Regions from separate parts of the Homo sapiens genome. Here region 2 is linked to region 1. A link is an interaction called in ENCODE POLR2A ChIA-PET data of the cell type or tissue named here. Cell type or tissue: HCT116. All regions are shown on one strand. Region 1 overlaps NSD1 (nuclear receptor binding SET domain protein 1). Region 2 overlaps NSD1 (nuclear receptor binding SET domain protein 1).

Region 1 (5,000 bases):
TTGAAAAGCATGTAGAATATCACATGCAGAAGGGTCTGAAGTCTCTTGATATTATTAAAAATTCTTCCTATAATTTTTTCTCCATTTTTTTTTTCCCTTTGTGTTTTGATCCAAGGACTAGATCAAGGGTGTCTTTTCCTTCGGATGATTTTCTTTATTGTGTGTGTTTTTAGTTCTTTAAAAATAAAGCCAGCTTAATTTTATTTTCAAAATACGGATAGATTCATTATATAAAACAATTATAAGTTGAGAACTATGTATAAAGGGCTATGTTATGAACAATTAAGATGGAATAATTTAGTTGTACTTATTTTGTAATTCTTTTTAGGCTAGAGTGTTTTCATTCTCAATTTTTCATACATTGCTTTTTCAGAAGGCTAATAGGAATGACAATAATGTTTCAAAATATTTTGATTCTTATTGATGCCCCATGTTTTGTCTGTCTAAAGTGTCAACCTAAGAAAAAGTCTACGCCACTGAAGTATGAAGTTGGAGATCTCATCTGGGCAAAATTCAAGAGACGCCCATGGTGGCCCTGCAGGATTTGTTCTGATCCGTTGATTAACACACATTCAAAAATGAAAGGTAATACTTGCAGTGATTATACATGTTAAAGGCAGTTGCCTTTAGAATAACTCAATTTTTGTTATCTTAATAATAATATATTTTTTTCCTTGGAACATTTTGTGAATGAATTGGTGTTACATATTTTATCTTTTGGGGCTTTTAAAAGTTCGTTTTACTCTATGATTTAAACCTTCTCTCAGTTTTTTTTTTTTGTTTGTTTGTTTTTGAGACGGAGTCTCGCTCTTGTTGCCCAGGCTGGACTGTAGTGGTGCAATCTCAGCTCACTGCAACCTCTGACTTGTGAGTTCAAGCGATTCTCCTGCCTTAGCCTCCCGAGTAGCTGGGATTACAGGCATCCGCCACCACGCTTGGCTAATTTTTGTTTTTTGTTTTTTTTTTTAATTTTTTATTTGAGATGGAGTTTTGCTCTTGTTGCCCAGGCTGGAGTGCAGTGGCGTGATCTCAGCTTACCGCAACCTCTGCCTCCCGGGTTCAAGCAATTCTTCTGGCTCAGCCTCCTCAGTAGCTGGGATTGCAGGCATGTGCCACTACGCCCAGCTAATTTTGTATTTTTAGTAGAAACGGGGTTTCTCCATGTTGGTCAGACTGGTCTCGAGCTCCCGACCTCAGGCGATCTGCCTGCCTTGGCCTCCCAAAGTGCTGAGATTACAGGCATGAGCCCTGCACCAGGCCTAATTTTTGTATTTTTAGTAGAGACGGGGTTTCACCATGTTGGCCAGGCTGGTCTTGAACTCCTGAGATGAGGTGATCCGCCCGCCTTAGACTCCCAAAGTATGGGGATTACAGGCGTGAGCCACTGTGCCCGGCTGATTTAAACATTCTCAATTATTCTGTTGATGCCAGGAAGGTGTTAGGCCATTTTTCTAATGTTTACATTGTCCGGAATCACCTTTTAGTATATTTACGTATTTCTACTTTAATCAGGTTTGTATCATTTTTTATAATATAAAAGCTGAAACAATTGTAAATGTTTATTAATAATTTTGAAGTTTAAAATTTTAATTTGGAGTATTTCCTTTAAATGCTATTGTTTGTTTTTCAGTTGATTGTTGTGTTTGAATCTTAGGTACCTTAGTTTTAAATTACTCTAAAGGATGGGGCTGAAACTTGATTTATTTTTATTTTATTTTATTTTAGAGAAGAATTTCTGCTCTGTCTCCCAGGCTGGAGTGCAGTGGCGTGATCTCGGCTCACTGCAAGCTCTGCCTGCTGGGTTCATGCCATTCTCCTGCCTCAGCCTCCCGAGTAGCTGGGACTACAGGCGTCCGCCACCATGCCTGGCTAATTTTTTTGGTATTTTTAGTAGAGACGGGATTTCACCGTGTTAACCAGGATGGTCTTGATCTCTTGACCTCGTGATCTGCCTGCCTCGGCCTTACAAAATGCTGGGATTACAAGCGTGAGCCACCGTGCCGGGCCAATTTTTGTATTTTTAGTAGAGATGGGGTTTCACCATGTTGGCCAGGCTGGTCTTGAACTCCTGACCTCAGGTGATCCTCCTTCCTCAGCCTCCCAAAGTGTTGGGATTACAGGTGTGAGCCACTGCACCTGGCCTGAAACTTGATTTGAGCTGTCCTTTTTTCTGTTAGGATGGTAGTGATTTTATTTTAGTTTTAATATATGTATTTTAGTTTCTGAAAGTCAGATGTTGGTGAGATTCAGAAAAATCAGCTTACTCTCTGCTTTGCTGTGATCCGCCACATTCTTCACTCCTTTCAACAGGCAACCAATTGATATTAATTTTTGTTGTTGTTGTTGTTGTTTTGTTTTGAGACGGAATCTTGCTCTGTCACGTACGTTGGAGTGCAGTGGCGCAATTTCGGCTCACTGCAACCTCTGCCTCCCGGGTTCAAGCAATTCTCCTCCTGCCTCAGCCTCCAGAGTAGCTGGGATTACAGGTGCGTGCCACCATGCCCAGCTAATTTTTGTATTTTAGTAGAGACGGGGTTTCACCATGTTGGCCAGGCTGGTCTCAAACTCCTGACCTCAAGTGAACCACAGGTCTTGGCCTCCCAAAGTGTTTGGATTACAGGCGTGAGCCACCACACCTGGCTGATATTAATATATTTTTATATACATAATGTTTTTTCATATAAATTATATTTTTATTTACATGAGTAAATACATACTTCTTAGTCATCTTCCACGTCTTTCCTTTATCACAAACAGAACATTGTATATTTTGCAGCTTGCCTTTTCCACTTTGTGGAGATTTTTTTCATATTTTTATTATTTATGTATTTGTTTATTTTTCTGAGACAGGATCTCATTCTGTTGCCTAGGCTGGAGTGTAATGGCATAACAACGCCTCACTGAAGCCTTGATCTCCAGGGCTCAAACAGTCATCCAACCTCAGCATCCTGAATAGCTGGAATAGCTGGAATAGCTGGGAGCACAGACGTGTGCCACCACACATGGCTTTTTTTTTTTTTTTTTGGGTGGAGATAGTGTCTCCATATATTACCCAGGCTGGTCTTGAAATCCTGAGCTTAATAAGGGATCCTCCCACCTTGGCCTTCCGGAGTGCTGGAATTACATGTGTGAGTCACCATGCCTCTTTTTTTTTTTTTTTTTTTTTTTAAAAAGGATGATTTCTCCAAAGTAGAATTCCTGGATTTGATTTTATATTTTGAATAATGAGGTGCCCAAAAACCTTTATAAATTTTAGTGTCTTTTTTTTTTTTTTTTTTTTTTTTTGAGGCAGAGCCTTGCTCTGTCTCCCAGGTTGGAGTGCAGTGGCACAATCTCGGCTCACTGCAAGCTCCACCTCCTGGGTTCACACCATTCTCCTGCCTCAGCCTCCCGAGTACCTGGGACTACAGGTGCCAGAACCTAGCACAGTACTAGGTTTTGTGTCTGGGCGCAGTGGCTCACACCTGTAATTCCAGCACTTTGGGAGGCTAAGGCGGGCAGATCACCTGAGGTCAGGAGTTCGAGACCAGTCTGGCTGACATGGTGAAACCCTGTGTTTACTAAAAATACAAAAATTAGCCAGGTGTGTTGGCATGCTCCTACAATCCCAGCTACTGGGGAGGCTGAGGCAGAAGAATTGCTTGAGCCCGGGATGTGGAGGTTGCCGTGATCCAAGATCACACTACTGCACTACAGCCTGGGTGACAGAGCGAGACTCTGTCTCAAAAGAAGAAAATAACTTAGTGTGTTAAAAATTTAATACCTTGACCAGACACGGTAGCTCATGCCTATAATCCCAGCACTTTGGGAGTCCGAGGTGGGAGGATCACTTGAGCCTAGGAGTTTGAGACCAGCCTTGGCAATACAATGAGACACTTTCTCTTTAATTCAAAAAAAATGTTGATACCTTATCCTTTGTGACCTGTCTGGATATTTAAATTCTACTACTAGAAAACTCTGAGTCCTTCTTTTCTAACCTCCCTGTCCCTATGACTGCTGGTTTCTTACTCATTAGGGTGTCTCTCTCTCTCTCTCTCCTCGTCTCTCTTTTGATTGAGGGTCTCGTTCTATTGCCCAGGCTAGAATGCAGTGGCGTGATCATGACTCATTGCAGCCATAGCTTCCCAGGGTCAAGCGATCTTCCCTCCTGTGCCTTCCAAGCAGCTGGGGCTACAGGCATTCGCCACTATGCCTGGCTTAGTTTTTAATTTTTTTGTAGAGACAGGGTTTTGCCTTGTTGCCCAGGCTGGTCTGAAACTCCTGGGCTCAAGCGATCTGCCCGCCTCGGCCTCCCAAAGTACTTGGGATTACTGACAGGAGCTACCGCACTCAGCCTATTTATAGTGTTTCTTATGCATACTAGTTGAGTCCATGCTATTTATTTGACAAATAGTAAATACCTTGTATAGATTGAGTACTGTGCTAGGTTTTGGGATTCATTATTGGGCCATACATCTATACTGCTTGCTCTCATGAGAAATTAGAATCTAGTATAAGGGACAAGACACCAGAAAATAATCAAATGCATTATTACTTAACTGAGAAGTCTGTCCAAGGAACAATTTTGATGCCTATTCAGTGATATAACAGGGATAACTGACCTGGACTCTTCATCAGTGGTGTTTGCTAATAAAGTTATCTCTGATCTGTTACTTGAGAGGATGAGTTGGGAGTTAACTAGGGAAGAGAGAAGAAGATGGTTCCAGGAATCTGCAGCTCACAGAGTAAGGGAGGGTGGCACAGTATGAGGCTGGGAAGTAGATATGGGACAAAGTGTTCAGTGCCTTGTTGACTTTGTTAAAAAATTTTGTTATTTTTATCTCAGAAACAATGTATATAATTAAAAAGTGTTTAGCAGGAGCCGCCATGCTCTGATCTGTTCATTTTAAAAGTTCACTGTGGCTGGATTGTTGAACATGTGTTAGAAGGGGACCACAAATAAGTAAAAAGAGACAGTTAAGTCATTATTAGTGATTATGGTGTGATGAAAATTGCGAATA
Region 2 (5,000 bases), 55 kb after region 1:
GGTGCCCAGTCCTTAATCTTTAAATCATATAGTGATTTGTATTATTGTCTCCAGTCTTGAAGTCTAGGGAGTGGTATCTTTTGATGACTAGTAAAATGCATTTCCCCTTCATCTATAGGATTTAATTCCTTTGAAGAACTACAAGATTTGTCATTTCAATCATATAAATTAAAATTTCTGTAATAACCTATACACTTACTATTTAATCTATATGAGGGAGCAGTTACATATATGTAGCCATTTCCCTTCTTGTTATGTCATCATGAGTTAGTCTCAATTATTATTTCCCCCGTTTTCCTAATCCACAAAGCTGGAGAATTAAATGAGTTTTAAGGTTGGTTTTTATTCTAATAATAGGATAAGAGATTTTGGACATGTGTGTTAGTAGCCAGCAGTTAACACCTATTTTCCTGTCATAGGCACTACCAAGATATTTGACAAGCCAAGGAAGCGAAAACGACAGAGGCATGCTGCAGCCAAGATGCAGTGTAAAAAAGTGAAAAATGATGACTCGTCAAAAGAGATTCCAGGCTCAGAGGTATTACTCAGTTCCTGATCTTTTCACCTTCTAAAGAGAAGCTACTTTTCACGCCAGAGGCCACATCCCTCTTTCCCTTGAGTTTTCTTAAGAATACTATTCTACTGAAATGGCTGATGGCCATAAGGAATCTTGGAGGAAAAGTAGAGCCTTATCCTAATAATAAGGCAAGGCATGTATTGCAGCTGTCAATATGGTCTTTTTAAAAGATCATCACATCCTATGCTGTAGGTGTCCAATCAGGTATATAAGTGTTTCATCGTTAAGTAAACTTGTAAAACCGGAGAGTACAATATCAAGTCAACATATGATCTGAAGGAACATAGATACTGTCCTATAAAAGTTGAGACTGGCCAGGTGCTGTGGCTCACGCCTGTAATCCCAACACTTTGGGAGGCCGAGGCGGGAAGATAACTTGAGGTTGAGAGTTCGAGACCAGCCTCGCCAACATGGTGAAACCTCATCTCTACTAACAATACAGAAATTACCTGAGTGTGGTGGCATGCGCCTATAATTCCAGCTAATCGGGCAGAGGCACAAGAATCACTTGAACCCTTGAGGCAGAGGTTGTAGTGAGCCGAAATCATGCCACTGCCCTCCAGCCTGGGTGACAGAATGAGACTCTGTTGCAAAAGAAAAAAATTGAGACTGCTGGCTGGGCGTTGTGGCTCATGCCACTCAGCTCTTTGGGAGGCTGAGGTGGGAGGATCATATGAGAACAGGATTTCGAGACCAACCTGTGAAATACAGTGAGACCTTGTCTCTACTTAAAAAAAAAAAAAAAAAAATCGAGACTGCTGTGGTTAGCGGGAAGATTTACTTGCTTATTTCTTGAGACCATCAGCTACTTAATCTTAGGACAATTTTTATGAATATCGGCCTTCAGGAAACAAAAGATTTAAAACCATTTACTTGCAAAGCATCAGTGCAATCATTGATATTATCTTCGGGTTTCCAACTCAGGTTAAAAGAGAGAAGTCAGGTCAGCATCACACATTATGATGCAGAATGTTTCTTTCCAGGACAATTTGAATAGAATGCCCAAGAGGGGCATTATTTAGGAAACACTGATCTTGGAAGGACAAATAAGTAATCAAATAAACTTAAGAATGTTTTCTCTCCCTTAGTGAAACCTTAAAATGGAACAGCTCAGAAAGTTCCAGTGGAACAAACAGCCTCAGAGCAGTTAGTGGCAGGGCATGAGGCGCCCACTACCCGCCCAATCACAGCAGGGTTAGAACTAACATTGCATGCAGTCCGCCCGAGTGATTGGCTGAACATCTGTAAGTGCTTAATGGCTAGACAAATAGCAGCCCAGAGGGAGGGGGTCAAATGGAAGAGACATCAATAATACAGATGTGGGACATTATTTTTTCTTTGCAAGGGAGAACTAATGCCTCACAGGACGGCCACAAGCCCCAAGGAGACTGTTGAGGAAGGTGTAGAACACGATCCCGGGATGCCTGCCTCTAAAAAAATGCAGGGTGAACGCGGTGGAGGAGCTGCACTCAAGGAGAATGTCTGTCAGGTAGAGAAATGTTTGCCCACTTGTGTTTTCATTGCATGTTCATCTTTAAAGGGAAACCCACTCCATCTCTTTATGATGGTTTCTTGGTAGAATAACAATGCTTTTGGATGATTCCAGTGGAGTCACTTTCTTTAAGGATTTGACCCCTTTTTTTCTCCCCACAAAGAAAGATACTTGGAGAAATAGTTTAGTGTTGGTGAACCACGTGCCCTTAAGGCCCATGAAGGAATATATGCCGCGAAACAAGTCTGAGATGGAATATGTGAATCTCTGGTTGCTTATTCAAATATAATTCTCCAGTACTTCTCATGGTGTCACAATCTTTGGGTTTGTAAGAAACTTTTCAAGGGTAATTTTAGCTTTGAGATGTTTTTCCTTTAATGTGGTGACTTTAGAAAGCCTACCACCTATATTGTTTTATTTATTTAATAAATATTTGTAGAGTATTTACTATGTATGAAGTATTGTTCCAAGCACTTTATAAATATTACATTATTTAGTCATCCTAATAATCTCATAAGTAGAGTTCTATGATTATTCCCATTTTGCAGATGAGGAAACTAAATTACAGAGAGGATAAATAGCTTGTTTATATTCATGAGAGAAGCCTGGATTTAAACTTCGGCAGTCTGGATTTAGAGTCTCCCTCTCCGTTTTTCTAACCTTTAAGCTCCGTTGGACTTGGTTGGTTTAGAGTCTTAACCATTTTGTTGGATTGCCTCTCTGTGAGATAGGGGATTCCACTTTATTGTTAGAGACTTGAAGTCTTTGTGAGTAGAGTCAATGACCATTTGAATATATATATTTTTAATGGTCTTGATTTACCTATGTAATTCTTAAAATTTAGTATATACAAACTTGAAGTTAGGCAATGCGCAGTGGCTCATACCTACAATCACAGTGCTTCTGGAAGCTGAGGCAGCAGGATTGCTTGAGGCCAGGAGTTCTAGACCAGTCTGGGCAGCACAGCGAGACCCCTGTCTCTATTTTTAAAAAATTTGTCTTTTTTTTAAATTAGCCAGCTGTAGTGGCTCATACCTGTAGCCCAACAGGTCAAGATTACAGACTTGTCTTTTAAATAAACAAAAAACTTGAGGATGTTAGTTTTTCTTTTTTCTTTTTTATTAATTAATTATTTATTTATTTATTTATTTATTTTTGAGACGAAGTCTCGCTCTGTCGGCCAGGCTGCAGTGCAGTGGCGCGATCTCTGCTCACTGCAAGCTCCGCCTCCTGGGTTCACGCCATTCTCCTGCCTCAGCCTCCCATTCTCCTGCCTCAGCCTCCTGAGTACCGGGACTATAGGCACCCGCCACCATGTCCAGCTAATTTTTTGTATTTTTTGGTAGAGATGGGGTTTCACCGTGTTGGCGAGGATGGTCTCGATCTCCTGACCTCGTGATCTGCCCGCCTCGGCCTCCCAAAGTGCTGGGATTACAGGCGTGAGCCACCACGCCCGGCCAGTTCTTCTTTTTTAAATTGAAACCATAGGCCAAGCACAGCACTAATCTCAGCACTTTGTGAGGCTGAGGTGGGTGGATCATTTGAGCCCAGGAATTTGAGACCAGCCAGGCAACATGGTAAAACCCTGTCTCTGCCAAAAATACAAAAATTAGCCAGGCATGACAGTTCGTGCCTGTAATTCCCCTGCTGGGGAGGCTGAGGTCATTGGATCACCTGAAGCTGGGGAGGTAGAGGCTTTAGTGAGCCATGGTCATGCCACTGCACTCCCACCTGGGTGACTGAGACCCTATCTCACAAATAATAAATAGTAATAGATAAATAAGTTGAGATCTCTAAAAAAGTAAACTCAGACCAGAAAATGTTATTGTGGCCAATATAATTTCAATCCAGTTTCTTTGCCTATTATCTTCACTATTACATTCTTGGACCAGATCCCAAACAACAGTCTTAATCCTCAAAAACAGTTATGCCCATTATTTACTTAGTGAGACAAGTCAGAGTGTAAATACATTTTACAAAGATCATTTAATGAAAAGGTTAAAGGTAAGGTGACCCTGTGGTCCTGGCTTGTCTGGATCAGTCTTTGTGTAGGTCCCTTGTGCTGTCACAATTTATTAATAGCACTTCTTTTCACTCTCAGGTGTCCCGGTTTGAAAGATAAATTACGTGGTTATCCCAGTTGAATAATTAGTCTATAACATTTAGTTAATGCAAAAACTTTATTTCTAATTCACGTTGTAATTAACGTTTTCCTATTTAAGTGCTGAAGGTCAGTTTTTTTTTTTTTTTACCATATATAGAAACGTTATTGGCACTCTGAATATGCAAAGTACAATATATAGTGCTATTTTTCAGTTTTTATATGTGAATAGTAGATAATGGGGAGTCAGACATTTGAGGATATCTCAGACTATAGGTTGATAAAGTCCCTGAGTTCCCCTATCAATTCCAGGCTACCTCTCTAACCTTTCTCCCTAAAGCTGTCCTGTTTTTTATTTAAGCTTTGATTCTTAAGTGATCAAGACCTATTCTGTTTCTATGAGTTCTTGAAGCTAAAACTTACTTAGTCACCTTTCCCCTTGTTTGCTTTTCATAGTAGTACAAGGCTTTAAAAATATTTGGGCTGGGTGCGGTGGCTCACACCTGTAATCCCAGCACTTTGGGAGGCCAAGGTGGGTGGATCATGAGGTGAGGAGTTTGAGACCAGCCTGGCCAACGTGGTGAAACCCCATCTCTACTAGAAATACAAAAATTAGCTGGGCATGGTGGCGCATGCCTGTAATCCCAGCTACTCGGGAGGCTGAGGCAGGAGAATCACTTGAACCCGGGTGGCAGAGGTGGCAGTGAGCCAAGATTGCGCCATTGTACTCCATCCTGGGCGACAGAGCAAGACTTCCTCTCAAAAAAAAAAAAAAATTGATAAATCTTACAATGTTTTATAGTGACAGATGCCCATTGTTATTTCCTAAG

The links. Peaks named below come from ENCODE experiments on the same cell type or tissue, not always from the same donor. Only the 100,000 strongest peaks of a DNase experiment are listed, where the experiment ranks them.
Region 2: POLR2A ChIA-PET joins it to region 1 with 5 read pairs; 9 of 35 experiments call an interaction of 5 or more read pairs at or near these places.

What each region holds. Positions count from the first base shown.
Region 1 is chr5:177,191,435-177,196,434 of GRCh38, forward strand. NSD1 (nuclear receptor binding SET domain protein 1) reads left to right here. Exons shown (of 23, transcript NM_022455.5): 3 at 450-585. Among named protein-coding and RNA genes, the nearest start is that of NSD1, 60 kb to the left of the region's middle. In HCT116, no CTCF peak of the experiment used is centred here; a DNase peak (open chromatin) is centred at 3,007; H3K27ac peaks cover 1,546 bases.
Region 2 is chr5:177,246,259-177,251,258 of GRCh38, forward strand. NSD1 (nuclear receptor binding SET domain protein 1) reads left to right here. Exons shown (of 23, transcript NM_022455.5): 10 at 420-538; 11 at 1,923-2,066. Among named protein-coding and RNA genes, the nearest start is that of RAB24, 55 kb to the right of the region's middle. In HCT116, no CTCF peak of the experiment used is centred here; no DNase peak of the experiment used is centred here.